Regions from separate parts of the Homo sapiens genome. Here all the other regions are linked to region 4. Evidence: chromatin loops called from intact Hi-C (ENCODE). Cell type or tissue: Caco-2. All regions are shown on one strand. Each heading gives the region's core, and the rest is flanking DNA. Links, peaks and the distances in the headings are about the cores only.

Region 1 (5,310 bases), core at 930-3,429, 81 kb after region 4:
CCAAATTCAATCTATTGCCTTCTTCCTACCTTCAGGCTTCTCCCAAATGAATACAAAGCCTTTAACTAAGAGAGAAAAGTCTCATTGTAGAGATTCAAATCCCACCTATGTCTAGAGAGTTATGAGAGTCAGAGTCTGTCACAAGACTTCCCATGCACTGGGTGGTAGAAAAACCCTGTGAAATGTACTTCATGTTCATGAGAAAAAGCCCTACCATACATCAGAATAAGAAAAGGAACCTGGGAGGCTGCAAATTACCCTTTGTCAGCCACAGTATCTTAAGAGAAACAGCTGTTTGCAGAATGACTTGCTTCTTCAAATACATACAGAGTTAGAGAGAAAAAAAAAATCCTAAATATGTTCTCTCAAATACAATTATAACTGGATTACTTTTCAAATACATAATCTCACTGATCTGCTAGACTGCCAACAGTTAAAAGTTAAATGTTAAATCAAGGCACCCAAGAGATGATTTGTTCTATGAAGAAAAATGTTGTTATTCCATTTTAATCATAATGGATTAAATGAAATAATTCTGATGATAGTGCCCCACTGTAACATACTTACATGCACAGACATGGCTTCTCAGAGGAAGTAACAGTGATTTCAGAATTACAAATCATATGTACCAGTTTGGCTAGTTCCTGCAAGCATCACAGATTTATTAAAGCTAGGAAAAACCTGAGTCAAGATCAACATACAACGAGTTATTAGCCAGATATCGGCATTCTACTGGCAAATTTCCCACTTTCTTCCTCTTAGAATTCTGTCTTTACAAAAATGGATAATCTGCATCATTTTCTCCTCCAAATATTGTATCATCTATAAATATTGATATAGATGCACAAAGAGCAGCCTTAAAATTCTGCATACAACTTTTAAGTTAAATGTGAGATGCAGGCAAGAAATTTAGAGGGAAAAGTCTTTAATAAACCATTTCTTAAATATAATGAAGGCAAAATTAATGAGGCTGAACGTTGACCCCCATGGAGAGGGCCAGCCAAGTACCCCCCACCATTGCAGCCAGCACTGTACCCACCTTCTTCATGCTGTCCCAACTCTGTTTTCTTGACACATCCCATACACACATACACAGGGCAATGACTTTGGCGCAAACCAGATAACAAGTTTGAATAGGCGAGAAGCTGGGGTGAGAGCAGAAGAATTTTCTTGCCTATCTGTCTCCAGAGAACTTTTACATTTTGATCTCCCAATGACAAAGGGAGTACTGGGCTCAACAATCACACTTTTGTTCTGAAATAGCCCACTAAGATAACTTGATTCCCAGGATGGAAACAGTTTAGGGCTGAATCGGATTGTAGGGAACATCTTGTGCACCTTTATCTTACAGAGAATGTGAAGGCCAAAGGGGTGGGGTGACTTGTCCTAATTCATAAGCAGCTCAGTAAGCACACAAGCCAAGTTTCCAGACTTTCACTACCCAATATGGATTCTCAGTTCAAATCACTTTTCCTCTGTAAAGATTTTCCTGGAACCGTCTCCCCATTCCTGTCCCCATTTATCTCTCCCTCCTTTGTGCTTCCAACTGCACCTTGTACTCAGTTTTATCGTAGCTCTTATCGCTGTGTACATCGATAAATTGTTTGCATGCTTGTCTCCTCTATTAGACTTTGAGCCTGTATAACGGCAGAACTACATCTTCCTCCACTTTCAATCTCCAGGGATGTGTGTGTGCCTGATGAATAGCCGCCCTGCCATACACGTTTGTTGAAGTTTGTGAGAATAATTTTATAGGGCATAACACTAAGTCTACCTTAGAAACCTAAGTGCTTCTCTTGCTATTTTCTTTCATAAGTTCTTTCTTCTCCCTCCAAGAAGAGAACAATAGTCAACACATGACTGAGGCTGCCCCTGGTTGTCTGTTCCAAATGAACCGTTATTCTATTCAGGTCCAGAAAATAGCTAGTTCCTAACTTTTTTTTTTCCTATGAATATAGACCCTGAGGAATATGTGACCATTACGGCTGAAACATCCTGGTAATTTAGTATAACTTAACCAGAAGTGACATGAATCCATGAGACCCAGAGACAGAAACTCTGGTCTGATTCCAAGGGGTCTCTGGCCACAAAGGCCCTCAGGATATAGGGCCCCACCGGACGAATAAAGGAGCCAGCAGCAGATCCATATCTAATCAGCACCTGGGCCTGCCCAGGAGGGCCCTGCATTTCCAGGGTCAGTTTAGAAAAAAACTGCGTTCTCCAACTGCCCCACCCCCCATCCTGAATTTCTCTGAACAAGCCGCAAGTCAAATTCCCTGAAGCTACTAAGACAAAGGTGGCTTTAGGAAAATCACAGCAGGTGGGGCCTTCTTGTGGCTCTCTAATGCATATGCCTTCTTACAAGAAAAATGTTTGCGGCTTTCCTTCATGACCCACGCTTAGCTTTGTTTACGTTAAACATTTATTTTCAAATGATCATGAGCTTGATCTTTTTCTTAGAAATTTTTTGAACAGCAAATAACACTAAAAATCCCAGAAGTTGTTCACAGTGAAAGCAAGCCTGCCTCACTAATAACCCAAATCTACTTCCTGCCCTATTCCACCCCACTTACACACTTTTTACCTCGGTTCTCATCGAATACCGTACATCACTGTAGAAAAATATTAACTGAATGACTGGTCAATTATAAGCTCTTCAAAAATGCATCATCTATTTACAAACCAGCCAACCAGAATAAAATTAAAACCCAAACACAACGAAGCACATTGGTACCAAGTTATCAAAAGTCAGAAGGCATTCCTCATGCAAAGTATTACTAGACGCTGTCTTTAGAGCAGCTGATAGCTGCCAACATAAAATGTCATCAAGAATGGAAAAAAAGGGAGAGAAAAAGTAATGGTACTGAATTTGTTACTCTAAGAAATAAAACACACAGAAAATCATATAACTTCAAAAAGCTCCTTCTACATGGACTTCATTAAGAAAGAACATAAGGAGGTGTTTCTCTCTGACCCATTAGTCAAATCTCCTGCTCCTAGGCTTCTTTACCTCCTTTTTCTGGACACCCCATCCACTCACTTGCCACAACGATTTAGAAGCCAGGACAAAGAGGGTACCAGCTGCTTGCCCCCTTTATTCCCCAGCTAGGGCTTCTGCTTAGGATCCTCTCTAGAGATGCCAGGTTTATCAAATAAATATGCAGGACTCCCAGGTAAATTTGAATTTCAGATAAACAGTGAAAAAAAATTTTTTAGTATAAGTATGCCCCATACAATATGTTATCTGGCAGCCCTCTCCCGCTCTGTTCTTCTGCCTTGATAAGTTGAGCTCAATAAAGGCAAATCCTTGAAAACCCATTTTACCTCTTTACCTTAAGATTCTTAGAAGCCCTCTCCATGGAATCAGCCCAGGCTCTCCCAGGCCTTCATTTGCCCAGAGTAAAGTAGAAGACACTCTCAGCCCCAGCTTACCTGATCAGCTGCAAGGAAATTTAAGGAAGTTGACTGTTGGAGACAGCAATTTTTGATCCATAGCTCCTCCCACCAAAAGCTTCACACGGCTCGCTACCCTGGCAGCCACTCCACCTTCCCACCCACCGGTGGCGCAACAGTATATTTAAATACCCTCGATGTCTGCTGGAGCTCCCCCTTTAGGCTAGGATGAAGAGGGGGATGGTGTGTGACCAATACCTGCCTAAACCCGTAACTCCGAATTTACAGAACAGATTTTTGAGTATATGAGGTGTTACATAAAGATGAGGCTTTTAAGTTTTTTAAGGTTTTTATTTATGTGTGCAGAGGTGAGGGGTGGTTAATCTTTTCTTTTTTTCCTTCAGCCCTGTCTTTGGAATACTCAAATTCGAGTAAAAGTCAATCATTAAAGTGCAGGGAAATAACTACTTAGCACATGTTTCTATATGCACACATAAGCGCTATAAAGGTACAGATTCACAGCATGCAGATGAATAGCCATTATTTGCATAGATATCTTTTTCAGTCAATCCCTGATTACTCACATTAAAAGAGAGCACAAAGTAGAGAGGTATGGCTAATTCTAATGAACCAAATAATATATTCGAGAAAAATGGCAATCCACAATAGCCTCACATTACAATTGTGAACATTTAAGCAATTGCTAGACACAGTCCTAAATTTATTTTTTCATTAAGAATGCAGACTCTTTCATTGGAATGATCAAAGATTAAGAATTAGTAAGGTCAGAAATAGTAAAATTGTACTGCTCTGGGGAAGTTTATATGTTTATGGGCATATCATAGAAAGATCAAATAGTAAAGCTGGAAAGGCTCTTAGAGATCATTTAGTCCAGCATTTGCCAGAGTGTGTACCACAGACAACTAATCCCAAGAGAGGAACCTCAAAAGCTGGGTTCACTGGTCAATCGGGTATAAGAAATGTCACTTTATATTCCTCTCTTGTAGGCTGACAATACACAAGAGTATGATAAAGGCTCTCACATGTCCTAAAGTAAAGAAACCTGGTTACCTTTGTTAACCCAGCATTTCCCAACATTGTTTAACTCACAAACCATCCCCCCTTTTTTCATCATATTCCCGTTAACATCTCTCTTTAGTACACCCTTAGGAAAATACTGATCTAATCCAACTTCCTCATTCTATAGGTAAAGAAACTAAAGCTTCAACCAAGTTGTATGGTGTTTTACAGGTCAAGTTTTCCTTAGTATTTTCATTTTGATTTCTCTTAAATAGAAAAATAGAGTGAACTCCCCAAAAATGGCTCTTCTGTTGAAATGCCATTTTTGCCCATCCCTGATCTCCCAAAAGCTAACAAGATGGATATTTTCCTATGATTGCAAAGTAACATCCCACAATCACCTTCCCAACACCCCTTTTCAAAGCTGTAAGTTTCGTCAGATCTTTCCAAATGGTTGCCGTGGCTTTCTTCTTTCATTTGAAGGCTTTAGTCAAGGAACTTCTGAAATAAGAACGTCAAGCCTTCTCTGCCTAACTGGCTTTCCTACATTGTGACTTCTGCCCCTTGAAACCATGCTAATTATTTTAGGCTTTCCATGACTTAAGGGTCTCAAGTGAGTTTTCGCTGTACTGAAACCTGGGAAGTCAGAAGGTATTGGGCAATCTCCTCAATTCCAAATGGTTTTAGTTTTGCACTAACCTTAAACCTTGGGGTTTCCACTTGGTAAAATTAAATTTCCTGTCTCTAAGTAAAATGAAAAGTTTCAAAGAAGAATTTAATTTGCAAAAATATCTTACAAATGTATATGAAGAGTATAAGGTGAGAAAGGCACTGATTATTGTTCAGATTTAAACAATTTATCTTTGCAGGGCTCAGTGTGCTGCTCAGAATAAATTA
Region 2 (5,310 bases), core at 1,249-3,748, 95 kb before region 4:
ACTTGAGGAAAGAAACTTTGGTCTTAATGACACAAGATGCTTAATGAATGTTTTTGGAAATTAACTGAAATTAGTGACTGTTATCAAGCTCCCTTAGCCTGATGCATCTATATCCACTATTGAACTACATTTGCTACTCAGAGTAAATATTCCTATTTTCTCATCAGTGTCCCCTCTTATTCTTATTACTGATCTCTCCCTTTGCCTTTCTCCACACTTGTATAATATGATGACCTCTCTCCCTCATCCACAAGTTGCCAAGAACTTCCTTAAAAAGCTAAATCTCAGTTTTCCATATTCCACCCTTCTAAATCATCCATGGTTCATTGTAAAATCTCTGGCTGAAAAAAAAACATAAAGAGCCCTAAACTCATGAAAAGGTACTCAGTCTCACTCCGTAATAAGAAAGGTGTAAATTAAAGCCACACTGAAATACTGTTTTTCACCTATCAGATTGGCAAAAGACAAAATGTTTGATAATACAAGTAGCAAAGAGGAAGAGAAGGAAAGAAACTTGTAACCATCAAGCAACTACAGTGGACCAGGCACATTACAGGAAGTAAGCTATTGATTTCCTCCCTCTCCATCTTTTACGTGAATTTGCCAGCTAAAATGAAGTATGTACAAATAAAATACATTTTGCTTGAAAAGTAAGTTATTTCTGGACACATATTTGTGTATCAGAAAAGATAAGTGTTTCATATTAAGATAAGGAAAGAGTGTGAATTAGGTTCAACTATACATAATTTACAGATAGATTATAAATCTTTTTCCCTGTCTCTTGCCCTGTGCTCCTCCTAATCCTCATTAGTTAATGACATCAAATGAGAATGCATGCAATTTAGGAAACGATAGTAGAGAGTACAAAAGGGGATTTCAGTAAGTTTTCAGACAACCTAGAAAGTTCAGCCTCCTTTCAGTGTGATCAGGAAAGACTGAACTATGAACAGGATTCCAGATTCATCTAAAGTTAAGGTCGAAATTTCTAAAAGTGGGGCTGTGGATCTCTTAGAGGCTTGTAAATCCCTACATTGAATTGTCTGTACACAATAAATAGATCTGGTATATATGTGCAATGCTTTAAATTCATATTGATGTTATTGTGAAGAATAAAATATAAATTCACATATGTTTACAAACAAATTTTAATTTTTTCATTTTGCAAAAGCAGTACATGCTAATTGTCAAAAACTATGGACTGGCAAGAGGAAGAACATAAAGTTCACCTAAAATTCTACCACCCAGAAGTAACCATAGTTGTATATTTTTTGATAGAAATGATTTAGATTTACAGAAAAATTGTGAAGATAGTATAGAGTTCCAATATAACACACACCTAGTTTCTCCTATTATTAACATCTTATGTTAGCATGGTACATTCGTTTTAATTAGTGAACCAATATTGATTCATTATTATTAACTGAAGCCCATACTGTGTTTGAATTTCCTTAGTTTTTACCTAATGCTTTTTCTCTGTTCAGAGATCCCATCCAGGATACCACAGTCGTCATACCTCCTTAGGTTGTTCTTGGCTGTGACACTTTCTTTGATTTTCCTTGTTTTTGATGACGTTGACAGTATTGGTTAGATATTTGTAGAATGTTTCTCATTTGGATTTGTCTGATGTTTTTTGTAATTTGACAGAAGTTATGGAGTTTGAGGAGAAAGACTATAGAAGTAAAGTCCAATTCTCATCAGTAAAATGCCATTCCCATCACACCATATCAAGGGTGTGTACATTACATATATGTGCGTACATGTACGTTGTAATTATATGTGTATGTATATATAATTACATATAATTACAATGTACATACTATTTTGTACTCTGCTTTCACTTAAATACCTGGCACGAAACCCTTTCATGTCATTAACAGCAACATATTAATATCTACAAGTTCATTTTAAAATGTTAATGATTCCAGAGGAGATTTATGTCTCCATGTCTTTCCTCAAATGATGGATTCTCTGGGTCTACTTCCTATCATGTGCAAGACAGTGTCATTTGTTTACATTATAGAAGTGGGTCTGATTGTAGAGTTTGCATCCTAGACTCCGACATTTCTCTTTGAGGCTGTAGGTTGGGTTGGGTTTTGTGAGCTATTTTGAATATTTTGAATTCCTTTCAGGATCAGTGATAAGTGAGGAGGTAAGAGAGATAAATACAGAGGATACGCTATGTAGAGAATTCAGAAAAACAAGAGACTTTTGGATTTATTATCTAAAGGGAGATAATCCAATTCAGAGTCACTACCTGAGATACTATGGGAACTGACAGTCTCCAAAGGCTATGTTTTGCTAAACCACAGCATATTTCCACGAATTAGGACACAAGGGATGGTAAAGATTTGTGGCAATAGATATTTGCGTCATTTAGAAATGTCAACTAGGGGGCCGGGCGCAGTGGCTCATGCCTGTAATCCCAGCACTTTGGGAGGCCGAGGCGGGCGGATCACGAGGTCAGGAGATCAAGACCATCCTGGCTAACAAGGTGAAACCCCGTCTCTACTAAAAAAAAAAAAAAAAAAAAAATACAAACAAAGTAGCCGGGCGTGGTGGCGGGTGCCTGTAGTCCCAGCTACTAGAGAGACTAAGGCAGGAGAATGGCGTGAACCCAGGAGGCGGAGCTTGCAGTGAGCCGAGATCGCGCCACTGCACTCCAGCCTGGGCGACAGAGCAAGACTCCTTCTCAAAAAAAAAAAAAAAAAAAAAAAGAAAAAAAATGTCAACTAGAACTCATGGTATTTTTTATGAATTGAAAAGTGACCCCAAATAACTAGCTAATTTGTACTTTGTGGTAGCATTTTATTAAATATTAAAATTTGGTTCTTCTGGGTGGAATTTTACCTAAGATAATTACAATATATTATAATTTAAACCAACACTGTGGTTGAACCCAACGTCATATTTTGAGTGTTACTGCCAATTGGACAATGTTTACTTACTACCCCCTATGGGTTAGAGGTAAACTAACTAGATTATTTGTTTGGGCTTATCTCTGCTTATGTTGATCCAAAAGATGTCATTAATTTCTGCTAACATTATTGTTTGAATGAAGTGAAATTAAGGGTGTGTTATTATGACTAATACGGTGAATGTATTTATTTATTTATTTTAAGTATTTGACACTGACTCCTGGGGATTACAATAGGAGATTCTGCTGGCTTTTGCCTACATATCAAGAAAAGTATGTATGCAGTATCATGCCAGGAAATGAGTGGCAGAGGCTTGGACTGGGAACATTATACCAATTGTAATGTATTTGCAGCAGTAAACCAGAGGCCAGGGGAGTTACAAAAACAAGACTGCCAACTCACACCGAATGTCTATGCAAATAAGCAATTGAGAGATCTTAGTTTATTTATTCAAATGTGGTATGCTGACAACAGCAGTGGACTGAGAAGTATGAAGTTCTGAGTTTGGAAGCCTCCTACAACACCAACTCCCTGTGTAATCAAGACTCATCACTTCCTCTTTCTGAGTTTTCCCCTCCCAAGGCTCTTTCTAGATCTAGCAGCCTATGAATCCTATGATTCTACTAGGTGTGAGGCATTAGGTGCTTTGTGAGAGCCAAAATTGTATAAGACACTCTTAAAGTTCTTTTTTTGGAGGCTGTATATTTTTAATAGAAATATTAAAAATTTATCTGTCATTGTGTCACACTCTGTCACTGTGTCACCCAGGCTGGAGTGCAGTAGCACAATCATGGCTCACTGCAGCCTCAACCTCCTGGGCTCAAGCAATCCTCCTGCCTCAGCCTCCTGAGTAGCTGGAACTACAGGTGCACACCAGCAGACATGGCTAATCTTTGTATTTTTTGTAGAGACAGGGTTTTGCCATGTTGTCCAGGCTGGTCTTGAGCTCCTGGGCTCAAGTGATCTTCCCACCTTTGCCTCCCAAAGTGTTGAGATTACAGGTGTGAGCCACTGTGCCTAGCCTCAAGTTCTCTCTCTCTTTTTTTTTTTTTTTTTGAGACAGAGTCTCACTCTGTTGCCAGGCTGGAGTGCAGTGGCCAGATCTTGGCTCACTGCAACCTCTGCTTCCCGGGTTCAAGTAATTCTGCCTCAGCCTCCCGAGTAGCTGGGATTACAGGTGTGTACCACCTTGCTCAGCTAATTTTTGTATTTTTCGTAGAGGTGGGTTTTCACCATGTTAGCCAGGCTGGTCTCGAACTCCTGACCTCAAATGATCCACCTGGCTCGGCCTCCCAAAGTGCTGGGATTACAGGCGTGAGCCACTGTGCCTGGCCCTGGCCTCGAGTTCTTAAAAATCAAAGTAAGGAGTTGAATATTCCATAGATATTCTGCAAATATTTGCTCCCAGGACTCAAGAAGGCCCCAAGAACTGAGGCAGAGACAGAGCACATAAGTGGACAGTTACACAATTCTAACAATGAAGCAAGGCTACAATATTTGTCTTAGCTTCAATTCCATTTATTTTGCTCCAACGATCTATCTATACACAGCTGAAAATTAGTGATAACATTGTCTCTTATCTGTTTTGTGCTGCTATAACAAAATGCCACAGACTGGGTAATTTATAACAAACAGAAATGTATTTCTCACACTTCTGGAGGCTGGGAAGTTCAAGATCAGGTGCTAACATCTCGTGTCTGGTGAGGGCCTATCATGCTTCCTCACATAGCAGAAGAGCAAAAAAAGAGCAAACCCACTACACGAACCCTTTTTATAGCAGCACTAAACACCTCCCATTAGGCCACACCTCCCAGCAGTGTTGCATTAGGGATTAAGTTTCAACATGCATATTGGAGGGAACAAAAACATTCAAACCATAGCACATTGGTTTAAAACCAATATACCAGAACTTAAGCATGTGTATCATCTCTTTGAAGTAATTGAACAATTATTCAAAGACACTTGGAAACTGCCTACATAACCTGTGGCGCATATTCAAATTTACTTGGTTGGGAATAGCCAACCAAGTAAACCAAACATCACTTAGAGCCAAATGAAGTGAATATGATGAGTGATAGACTGGGTGCAGTGGCTCACACCTGTAATCCCAGCACTTTGGGAGGCTGAGGCAGGTGGATTGCTTGAGGCCAGGAGTTTGAGACCAGCCTGGCCAAAGTGGCAAAACCCCATCTCCACAAAAAATACAAAAATTAGCCAGGCGTGATAGTATGCACCTGTAGTCCCAGCTAATTGGGAGGCTGAGGCAGGAGAATCATTTGAACCTGGGAGGTAGAGGTTGCAGTGAGCCGAGACTGTGCTACTGCATTCCAGCCTGGGTGACAAAGTGAGACTCTGCCTCAGGAAAAAAAAAAAAAAAAGAGTGATAGACCTGGTC
Region 3 (5,310 bases), core at 1,258-3,757, 100 kb before region 4:
CATCATGTGTGAAGGGAAAATATTAATAGATCTACCTTATTTGGGTATTGTGAAGATTAAGTAAGAAAAAGTGCCTAAGTACCCATCATATGGTAGGTGTTTAACAAATGGTGATTATGATCAGGTTTAAGCCATAGAAAGAAATGACATGTAAGACATGCTTCTCAGGTTATTAAAATCCATTTGAAATTGCCAAGCTAGTCTCAATATCAAGGCCATATTTGATGTGAAGATTAAGTAAGAAAAAGTGCCTAAGTACCCACCATACGGTAGGTGTTTAACAAATGGTGTTTATGATCAGGTTTAAACCATAGAAAGAAATGACGTGTAAGACAGGCTTCTCAGATTATTAAAATCCATTTGAAATTGCCAAGCTAGTCTCAATATCAAGGCCATATTTGATGTGGTGGCAAGTCGGATGATTTAATCATGTAATGATAATAGTTTATCTTGTCTTTTGTTTTGTTTTGTTTTGGAGACAGAGTTGCTCTGTCATCCAGGCTGGAGTGCAGTGGTGCGATCTCAGCTCACTGCAACCTCCGCCTCCTGGGTTCAAGCGATTCTCCTGCCTCAGCTTCCCCAGTAGCTGGGGCTACAGGTGCATGCCAGAATCCCTGGTAATTTGTTGTTGTTGTTGTATTTTTTAGTAGAGATGGGGTTTCACCATATTGCCCAGGCTGGCCTCGAACTTCTGCGCTCAGGCAATCTACTTGCCTCAGCCTCCCAAAGTGCTAGGATTACAGGCTTGAGCCACCACACCCAGCCTGATGATAATTTCTTGATTACAGATTATTTGCGAGGCACTGTGCAAAGTGATTTATGCACATCATTTCATTTAATCCTAGCAATAACCTTAAGAGTTAGGTATTATTATTCCCAATTTTACAAACAAAGGAATTAAGGCTCAAAGAAGTTAGTTTGTACATAGTCGAACAGTTGGGTAGTGGTAGAGTTTGAATTCAAACCTAAGTTAGTCTGAGCCTATCTTATATTAGCCACCTTGTTCCACAGAAAGCAGTTTTGTTTCTTTGAAGGACAGGGCAGCGAATGGGCAGTGAGGCAAGGTTAAAGAATCTAGACTTTATTACCCTGTTTCTCTGCCCTCGAGTAAGACTGACTGTTCATACTGATTTCAAGTGCCCTCTGGAAACATGCCTCTATAACCTCCCAGGGGCCCCTTGACCTTGGATCTGTGGCACCTGGTACTGAACCTGAGGTGGTCATAGTTACTTTCCAAAGTGCTCTGGAACATTTACAACAAGGAGCCCCCTTGTTTTGACACTAGGACAATATTAGACTCTGTAAGAGGAGGCATTGGGGTAAGCCTAGTTATTTTTAATGCTGCTATTACTACTATTGTTTATTGAGCACTTGCCACATGTCAGAAATTCTGTACTTCAATCCTTACAGCAACCCTATAAGGCAAGCACATTGTCATCATCATCTCTAGTTTAGAGATGAGGAAACTGAGGCTCACACAACTAAGTTCACACAGCCGGTAGATGCAGATTCAAGCAGAAAACTCGTTCATTCATTTTTACAAACCTTGCATTTTCATTTCTTCCTTTGCCTCTGTACCTATAACACCTTCAAACACAGATGTAATCCTCCTGAATTCTTTTACTGCCCACAAGTTTTATTTACCACATAGTTTAAGCCCTATTTTTAATGATGTATATACAAATCGTGTTTCTCCTCAAAATTATTTCATGCCATAAAAAGTCACTCTTCCCTCCCTTTATTTACAAATTCATTCCTCTTTAGAAATGAGCACTTATAATAATTACATGCAAGGCCAAATTTTTACTGTTTAGTGTAAACCCATAATGTGAAATTGAGAATGGTTGAAAAGCACGGTTATGAAAACATCGTGGACTCCAGACTCATCCCATACAATTTCCAAGGGGAATTTATTCTAAGTACTTTAAAACTTACAAAGAGTTGAATTCTGAACTACTTGGGCCTCTATGCACTCTTAGCAATTCCCCCAGCAGGGAACCAAAAATGAGAATAGAAAGAAATTGCCTCAACATTGAATTCTTAGACATTTAGAAGGCCTGGAGTCTGAATACTTTAAAAGGCTGTTATTTAAATGTGGGAAATGATGTGAAAAGTATAATGTAAAGATAAGATAAATATTGTTTGCTAAAATAAATCATCGGGTTTTTTTTTGTCAAATTCATGGCAATTTTAAAATCCTGTTAATTCTATTTATTTTTTTCTTATTTGGAGCAGGTAGCTGAATATGCAGAGTTCTGGCACTAGGTGTCAGCAAAAGATTAAACTAAAAACACCCACTTTGGGTTTTTTTCTTTTCTTTTTTCTTTCTACACATATATATTTGAGACAGGGTCTCACTCTGTCACCCAGGCTTTAGTGCGGTGGCATGATCATAGCTCACTGCAGCCTCGAACTCCCTGGGCTCAGGTGATCCTCCCAACTCAGCCTCCGGAGTAGCTGGGACTACAGCCATGTGCCACCATGCCCAGCTAATTTTTTGTATTTTTTTTTTTTTTTGTAGAAATGGGGTATTGCTATGTTGCCTGGGCTGGTCTCAAACTCCTTGGCTTAAGCAATCCTCCTGCCTTGGCCTCCCGAAGTGCTGGGATTACAGTCATGAGCCACCATGCCCGGCCTAATCTTCCATATATTTCAAACTTTATAAAAATAAAAATAAAATACATAGTCTGGATTTTAAAAAGAAGAGACAACACACTTCCTTGTTGCCATGACAACGTCAGCATGAGAGAGGCTGGGTTGCTGCTGCTCAAGTAGGCACCTTACAGAGATCCTCATGGCTCAAGGAATTCAATGTAAGACCGTTTGACCTTTAGCATTGAATGGCTGGGGACTCAATTTTGTGTCAGCTAGAAAGCTGGGGAATGAGAAGTTTGGAGGGTTGGATGGGGTGGTGAGGTACACTCCTGTAAACCAGATCTTAAAAGTCTAAATATTAAATTATTTTACATAGAAATGTAGTGTTCAAGCCAACCACAGTGCTTGTGCAGACAAATTCAGTGGATGCTTTTCCCACATGACAAGATTAACAAAATTAACTTAGAGGCTAGCTTTGAGAACCCAGGCTGATCCTAAGGGTTTCTCAAACTTACTATGTTAATTTTAGCATATCATAGGGTTTTTTTTTCCTTTTAATATCCAGAGCTTTCCCCCCTTCTTGTGATTCCTGTCACAGTAAATGGTGTTACCATCCAGCAGTCATTGAAAGTAGAACTTAGGGTATTGTTTTAGGTCATTCTTGTGTTGCTAGAAAGAAATACCTAAGGCTGGGTAATTTATAAAGAAGAGGTTTAACTGGGTCAAGGTTCTGCAGGCTGTACAGGATACATGGCATGTGCATCTGCTGGCTTCTAGGGAGGCCTTGGGGAGCTTTTACTTATGGTGGAAGGTCAAGCAGGAGCAGGCAGGTCACACGGGGAAAGCAGGAGCAAGAGGAAAAGAGCAGGAGGTGCCACACACTCTTACACAACCAGATCTTGCAACAACTGACTCACTATAGCAAGGACAGCACCAAGCCATGAAAGATCTGCCCCCATGATCCAATCACATTCCACCAGGCCCCACCTCCAACACTGGGGATTACGTTTCCACATGAGATTTGATGGGGACACAGATCCAAACCATATAAAATATCACTCTTAACTCTTCCTTTATCCTCATTTCCTATAACCAAACAACCCATTAAGTCCTGCCAAGTCTACCTCCTTAGTCTTTCTTACATCCGTCATATCCTATGTCTGCTCTAGTGTGTAGAGGGACTGGAGAAACATTTGTGTGACAACTCTTTCCTGAATGCTGTAATAGCCTCCTAAATCGTTTGTATGTCTCTGGTGTTTTCTGCATACTTTTACCAGTGTTATGAAACAAGTCTGTTTGAAACAAGTCTAACTACATATTTCTGCTGATTTCAACAACTCTCTATCAGAAAAAGCCCAAGTTTATACGCATGAAATATAAGGTCTTCTATATTCTTATTCCTGCCTACCTTCCAAGCACATCTCCCACCTTCACATCCTTTATGTTCTAGTACAAATAAAATCATCATGGTTTCAGTGAATTTGCACCCAGTCTTATGGCTTTAAATACCATCTTACATACTGCAGACTCCCAAATTTACATCTCCAGTTCAGACTGCTCCCATAGTTCTAGATCAGGGGTCCACGACCTCTGGGCCATGGGCCGGTACCGGTCTGTGGCCTGTTAGGAACTGGGTCACACAGCAGGAGGTGACTTGTGGGTGAGGAAGCATTACCGCCTGAGCTCTGCCTCCTATCAGATCAGCAGCGGCATTAGATTCTCATAGGAGCATGAACCCTATTGTGAACAGCGCATGCGAAGGATCTAGGTTGTATGCCCCTTATGAGAATCTAACTGCCTGATGATTTGACATGGAACAGTTTCATGCTGAAACCATCCCCTGCTGTCGCCCCCCACCTCCCCACCCTCTATGGAAAAAATTGTCTTCCACAAAACCAGTCCCTGGTGCCAAAAAGGTTGGGGACCGCTACTCTAGATTCATACTTATACTATAGTTCCATTTGTATTACTCAGACATCTCAGATTTAACATGTCCAATGCTGAATCTTGATAACCACCTCTCCTCAGAAATGAACACATGCCTCTCCTGCAGTCAGTCTTCCTTTCTTTCTCTTTCTTTTTCTTTCTTTCTCTCTCTTTCTTTCTTTCTCTCTCTCTTCCCTCCCTCCCTCCCTCCCTCCCTCCCTCCCTCCCTCCCTCCCTCCTTCCTTCCTTCCTTCCTTCCTCTCTCTCTCTCTCACTCTCTCTGTCTCTCAGACAAGATCTTGCTCTGTTGCCCAGGAAGGAGTACAATGGTGCAATCATGGCTTACTGTAGCCTTAACCTCCTGGGCTCAAGCAATCCTCCCACCTCTGCCTCCTGAATAGCTGGGACTACAGGCAAGCGTCACCATACCCGGCTAATTTGTGTATGTTTTGTAGAGATGAGGTCTCATTTTGTTGCCCAGACTGGTCTCGTACTCCTGGGCTCAAGCAGTCCTCCTGCTTGCACCTTCTGAAGTGTTGGGATTACAGGCATGAGCCACCATTCCCAGCCTCCCTTCTGCAGTCTTAAAAATCTCAGTAAATGGCAACTCCAGCTTCCAGTTGCACAGACTACACTCTTCCAGTCATCCTAGAGTCTTCTTTTCCCCTTATGCCATACAATCCAACCCATCTGGAGATACTGAAGTTCTTATCTTCATAATATGTCCAAAATGTGACTATTTCTTACCACACCCACTGCTAAGAATCTGGCCCAAACCACCATTTTCAC
Region 4 (5,310 bases), core at 1,709-4,208:
TAAAATATACAAATATTCCTTCCCAATAGGCCTAGAAATTTTAACTTATTACAGCATCAACTTTAAAGTCTAAGTCCAAAATCTCATCCAAATATTGTCTAAATCAGATATGGGTGAGAGACCCAAAGTATGATTCATCCCGAAGCAAATTCCCCTTCTAGCTGTAAGCCTGTGAAATCAAACAAGTCACATGCTTCCAAAATAGAATGGTGGGACAGGTGCAGGTTAAACATTTTCATTCCAAAAAGAAGAAAGAAGAAAGGGATAATAGGTCCTGAGTAAGTCCAACCCCCAACAGAGCAAACAATATTCAATCTTAAGGCTGGAGAGTAATCTTCCTTTATTCCATGTCCTGCCCTCTGGACACCCTGGGGTAGAAGTTGGGTTGCCAAGGCTCCAGGCAACCTTGCTGCCATGGCTTTGCTTGGCACAGCCATACTGAAGCTCTCCCAAGTAGAGTCTTGTGCCTGTGGCTCTCCCAGTGTACAGTTACATGCTGGTGGCCCTAGCTCTAGAGTTCTGGGTTCTTGGGGTCACCCCTGCTCCCATGGATCCAATGGACATTACCCTAGTGGGGACTCTCTGTAGTGGCCCACTAGGCACCACTGAGCATTGCTTTAGTGGAAACTCTCTGGTGCCTCTGCCCCTGTGGCATTTCTCTGCCTTGGCCCTTAAGCTTTCCAGGGAATCCTTTGAAATCTAGGTGAACGTAGCCATGCCCCCACAGCTCTTGGACTCTGTGTGCCTGCAGAGTTAGCACCACGTGGATGCTATGAAAGTTTACCCCATGTGCCTCCTGGAGAGGTAGCCCAAGCTGCAGCTGGGCTCACTTGAGCCACATCTGAAGAGACTGAAGAGTGCTGCATTGGAATACATGGAGCAGAAACTTGACACTCCCCTGGGCAGTGAGACTTGAGAACCCAAGTTGATGCCTTCTCATTGTATTCTCACTTGATGGAAAGGTAGAAGAGATAAACTGTGTCTTCACATGGCAGAAGAGATGGAAGAGATGAATGCTGTGTGCTCATATGGTGGAAGAGACAGAGAAGCAAAAGGGATAAACTCACTCTTTCAAGCCTTTTCATAAGGGCACTAATCCCATCTATGAAAGGTGGAGCCCTCATGGCCTAATTACCTCCTAAAGGCCCCACATTTTAATACTGTTGCATTGGAGAGTAAGTTTCAACAGGAATTTTGAAGGGACACAAACAGGCAAGTCCTAGGAGATTTTCAAGTGCCTTAGTTGAAGTCCAATATTTTTAAAGGTCCAGGTCCAACATTTAGATGTTGAGATCAACATTTTAGCCTTTAGATGATAACAAAGACTCCAAAAAGAAGGAGGGGAAATGGGAGGCTGATATGCATAGAACTAAATCTATTGACCTACAACCCAAAGATCCAGCTGAGAATGTTAAGACAGGAATGTCTATGGAGAAGAAAGGAGTGTGATTCTGAAAATTTCGTTTGGAAGCTGAATTTCATTTCTCTGGGAAAGTAGGGCACAATATCCAAGATGGAGGGCAGGGATACTTATGTCCAGCATTGCCCCATATAAACATAAGCTTTACATTAGGGCATCACAAAAATAATGGGCAAATTATTGCTGGAGGCTTTCCCACACATACATTAATAACCTAGTGCCATCATTTTGAGGAACATGAAGAGGGTCAGCTAGAGTCAGTCCATATGACAGCATCCCTGGAAATACTTCTCAGAGGGAATGGCCATTTGGAATTTTGATGGTGGTAGCATCATTGGAAGGCTCAGTGGCAGTTTGCATTAGCAGTAGCAATGGAAAATATAACAGTCCATAAACATTGCACAGCAATGGGTAGACTCCTTAAAAAACAGAGTTTCTCAACCTTGGTACTGTTAATGTTTGGAGCTGAATCATTCCTTGTTGTGGGGAGCTGTCCTGTGCATTGTAGAATGCTGAGTGCAAACCTGACCTCTATCCACTAGATGCCAATAGAATTCCCCTAGTTGTGACAACCGAAAATGTGTTCAGACATGACCACATATCCCCTTGGAGGCAAAATTCCTGATTGAGAAGCAGTGCTCTAGGGAATGACAGAACACTAAGGGTAGATTGAATCTCAGGCCATCAGGGTGAACCATGGATTCCTTGCAGCACCTGTTTTAGCACCTCTCACCTAGATATGTTAAGAACAATCCGAGATTCAATAGCTGAATGCAAAGTGGAGGAGAAAGTAGTGAGTAAGGCAGTCTGGGCTTCTACTCACCCTGTAAGCCAGGAGGAGGAGAGATTTCCATTGTTGAGTACAAAGAACCAGGCTTTAGTTTCAGACAGACTTGTTTCTATAATACTCTGTCACTTTCTAGTTGTTGAGTCCTGGTGAAGTGGCACTACCTCCCTGAATCTCAGTTTCCTCAACTGTATCTACACAAATTTGATTTTTATTTTGTTATTTATAATCACAACCTCTTTTGGAGGAGGGTGCATCTCTCCAAGTGACATTTTAGAACACATATTAAAATGGGGGGAAAATACCCGACAAAGTTGTATGAGAATGAGAGATAATAGATAATAATGAAAGTAAATAGAACACCTGAAACTAGGCCTGGCACATGTGCTGATTCTATAAAGGATGACTATTGTTAAGTTGAATATTTCTGAAATATAATTGGTGGAGGCTTAGTCAGATATACTATTTTGCCTTTTTTTTTTTTTTTTGGTAGTTCTATTTGACATCACCCACCTATTACATTAAGAATCCTCCTTTCTTTAATCTCCATCTCCACCTGCCAACTATATCTAGAGAGGGTTATCAGTCTGTGACCTTTTGCTACTTTCAGAGTAACCATGGGGGCTCAGGGCCTCTCTTCTTGTAATCCCATTTCCCTTGTTTACCTTGGTGTTTCTTTGATGTGAACCTTCCTGCTGACTGTACCTGTAAGAGATTATCCATTGTGCTTTTGCCTCTTCTCTAAGCCCCCAGACATTTGGAGGTATCATTGCTTAATCTTTGTGTTTCACCATCAGTTAAGGTCAGAAGCCTTTGATCCATCCTGTTTACTAGACCCTACATTTTAACACATAAAACTGCTGACAGCTATATTTTTATTAAATTTATTTTCCTGGGTTTTAGTCATAGCACTAAACTTCAATACCAATATATCACTACATTAAAAAAAACTATCATCAGTGTGTGTTTACAGTTACCATAGCAGTAAAATTTGTACTCAACAGCATTATTACAATTTTCTCCTATTTACAAGGTATATTTGATTCATGTTTTAAAACCAACAAAGGAAAAACGTAAATAGAATTATTGCTGTCAACACTACTGCAATTTTTTCTACCCTTAACGCTCACCACCAGTGATAGATATAACAACGGATTGCCTGTAAACACATAAAAGCCCTTCTCAGAAAAAAATGGGCTTTTTGTATCCATCATGGTGAAATCTGGGTCCTTTGATAGGATGACTGATGAGAGAGAAGATAAGAAAAGGTGATAAGGCCTACCTTTCTGCACTCTACACCAGCACCCTGTGGACACATTAGGATGAACACTGGCCTGACTCCTCTTAGTTTCCCAAGATCAAGTGACCCATACTACAATTTGCTACTGATAGATGGGGCAGCCCTGGGCTCTAGCAGGAGCAAGTAGATGATGAAATCTTGCCCACTCCTAATTATTTTTCCACCCTACAAAGTGATCCTCTGGGCAGGAAGTTTAATGGGATACTGTATAGCCCCAACAGTTTTCATGCCTGCTACATTTACTTGCTAGCCTCAGTTCCTGTGGCTCCTGAGCAGCTGGCTGTCTGAACCCCACCCCTTTCTCCTTACTGTACACCTACAGAAAAGGAGAGTTGGTGGAGGCTCTCCTGTAGGTGTACAGTAAGGAGGCTCAGCTCTGTGGAGGTAGATACTGTTGGGAGTTGGTTTCTGGGGGACCCAAGTTAGAATGGGGGTATCCTATCTGAAGCAATATGGGGAGCATCAAATAATAAGATAAAGTCAATACTGATGGAAAAATCTAAAAGGCCAGTAGCAACATGAGGGTTGTGAGTTTGTATCAGTGTGAGATGGGATTAGAGTGACAGCCAGTAAAAAATAAGTCAGTGTGTCCTGTTGGGTCTTTGCTCATAGCCTTGCAGGTAGTACATCCATGGTGTGTGTATAGATTGGGATGGCTGCAGTCCCTGAGAACCTAAATGCTTTATTGCTTCAATTCTGTATATGTACTACGTAGCAAGTATCTACTCGCCAAACTTAACAATAATATTCCTTCAAGAAGGAAACAAAGAAGGTCATTGTAAATTGAGTTCCTTTCATTGTTTTCTTCCAAGAGTGAAGCCTACAAAACAATATATTGGTTCTGAAATGTCCTGATCCTCCCCTTCTCCTCAACCTCGTTTTAGCTTCAACATCTTAAAGCAGTAACGTTTTGTGGGCTTGGCGCAAGTGGCTAATGCCTGTAATCCCACTGCTTTGGGAGGATAAGGTGGGAGGATTGCTTGAGGCCAGGAATTCAAGACCAACCTGGGCAGCATAGCAAGACCCTATCTCTACCAAATTTTTTTTTAACTTAGCCAGGTGTGGTGGCGCATGCCTGTAGTCCCAGTTACTTGGGAAGCTGAGGTGAGAGGATCGTTTGAGCTCAAGAGGTCGAGGCTACAGTGAGTTGTGATCATGCCACCACACTCCAGCCTGGGCGGCAGAGCAAGACCCATCTCAAAAGAAAAAAAAAACAACTTATTTGTGGAATAGCCTTTTGTTTTGAGAGGATTTATTACATTGAAACTCTTAATGGCTTAACAATTTCTATTTCATATTCTTCTCAGAGCAAAAGTGGATCCAAAAGAGCTAAGTAGTCATAAAGTAAGGAAGAATGAAAACCCCATTTTCCTTCTATCTTGTTGGAGGCCCTTGAGAAATAGATTTTGGAAGATTTGCCACAGGGCTTCCATAGAATTGACTCCAGAAAAAGTTTTCATTAAGCCTGGCACACAAATACTGAAACCCAAATGAGAAAATGGATTAAAGTGATAAAAAATGTTCAAATGTTGTATGCATAGATGTTTTTGTGTGGATGATGTGTGATGTATCCTTTTGTTTATAAAGGTAAATAATCGACAAATACAGACTGCCTGTCTAGATTCAGGAATAGTCAAAGACTTTAAGACAAACTCAGTGATGTTTGGCTCTGAGCCTCACACATTTTGCTTACTAAAACTACAACCTCTTCTCTCAACCTAGGCATCTCATTTGCCCTTATACCCCAAGAGGCTCTTTCTGTCATGAATCGTCGTTCTCTGTAGCTTTTGCTCTTGCCCTCAT

Evidence for each region. Peaks named below come from ENCODE experiments on the same cell type or tissue, not always from the same donor. Only the 100,000 strongest peaks of a DNase experiment are listed, where the experiment ranks them.
Region 1: a loop joins it to region 4, with 7 times the contacts of the local background. A loop is called at or near these places in 1 of 110 quality-filtered maps.
Region 2: a loop joins it to region 4, with 11 times the contacts of the local background. A loop is called at or near these places in 1 of 110 quality-filtered maps.
Region 3: it touches region 4 in a loop (6-fold over the local background); 1 of 110 quality-filtered maps calls a loop at or near these places.

The regions. Positions count from the first base shown.
Region 1 is chrX:132,410,151-132,415,460 of GRCh38, forward strand. The region is part of intron 2 of MBNL3 (muscleblind like splicing regulator 3); the gene reads right to left. The region is part of intron 2 of RAP2C-AS1 (RAP2C antisense RNA 1); the gene reads left to right. Among named protein-coding and RNA genes, the nearest start is that of MBNL3, 76 kb to the right of the region's middle. RefSeq lists an enhancer at 1,654-2,362. In Caco-2, for the core only: no CTCF peak of the experiment used is centred there; a DNase peak (open chromatin) is centred at 2,241; H3K4me3 peaks cover 2,453 bases.
Region 2 is chrX:132,234,124-132,239,433 of GRCh38, forward strand. All of the region lies in intron 1 of RAP2C-AS1 (RAP2C antisense RNA 1), which reads left to right. Among named protein-coding and RNA genes, the nearest start is that of RAP2C, 17 kb to the left of the region's middle. RefSeq lists a silencer at 3,078-3,372. In Caco-2, for the core only: no CTCF peak of the experiment used is centred there; no DNase peak of the experiment used is centred there.
Region 3 is chrX:132,224,080-132,229,389 of GRCh38, forward strand. The region is part of intron 1 of RAP2C-AS1 (RAP2C antisense RNA 1); the gene reads left to right. Among named protein-coding and RNA genes, the nearest start is that of RAP2C, 7.3 kb to the left of the region's middle. RefSeq lists an enhancer at 1-203. In Caco-2, for the core only: a CTCF peak has its summit at 2,277 (motif pointing right); no DNase peak of the experiment used is centred there.
Region 4 is chrX:132,328,263-132,333,572 of GRCh38, forward strand. The region is part of intron 2 of RAP2C-AS1 (RAP2C antisense RNA 1); the gene reads left to right. Among named protein-coding and RNA genes, the nearest start is that of RAP2C, 110 kb to the left of the region's middle. In Caco-2, for the core only: no CTCF peak of the experiment used is centred there; DNase peaks (open chromatin) are centred at 2,859 and 3,529.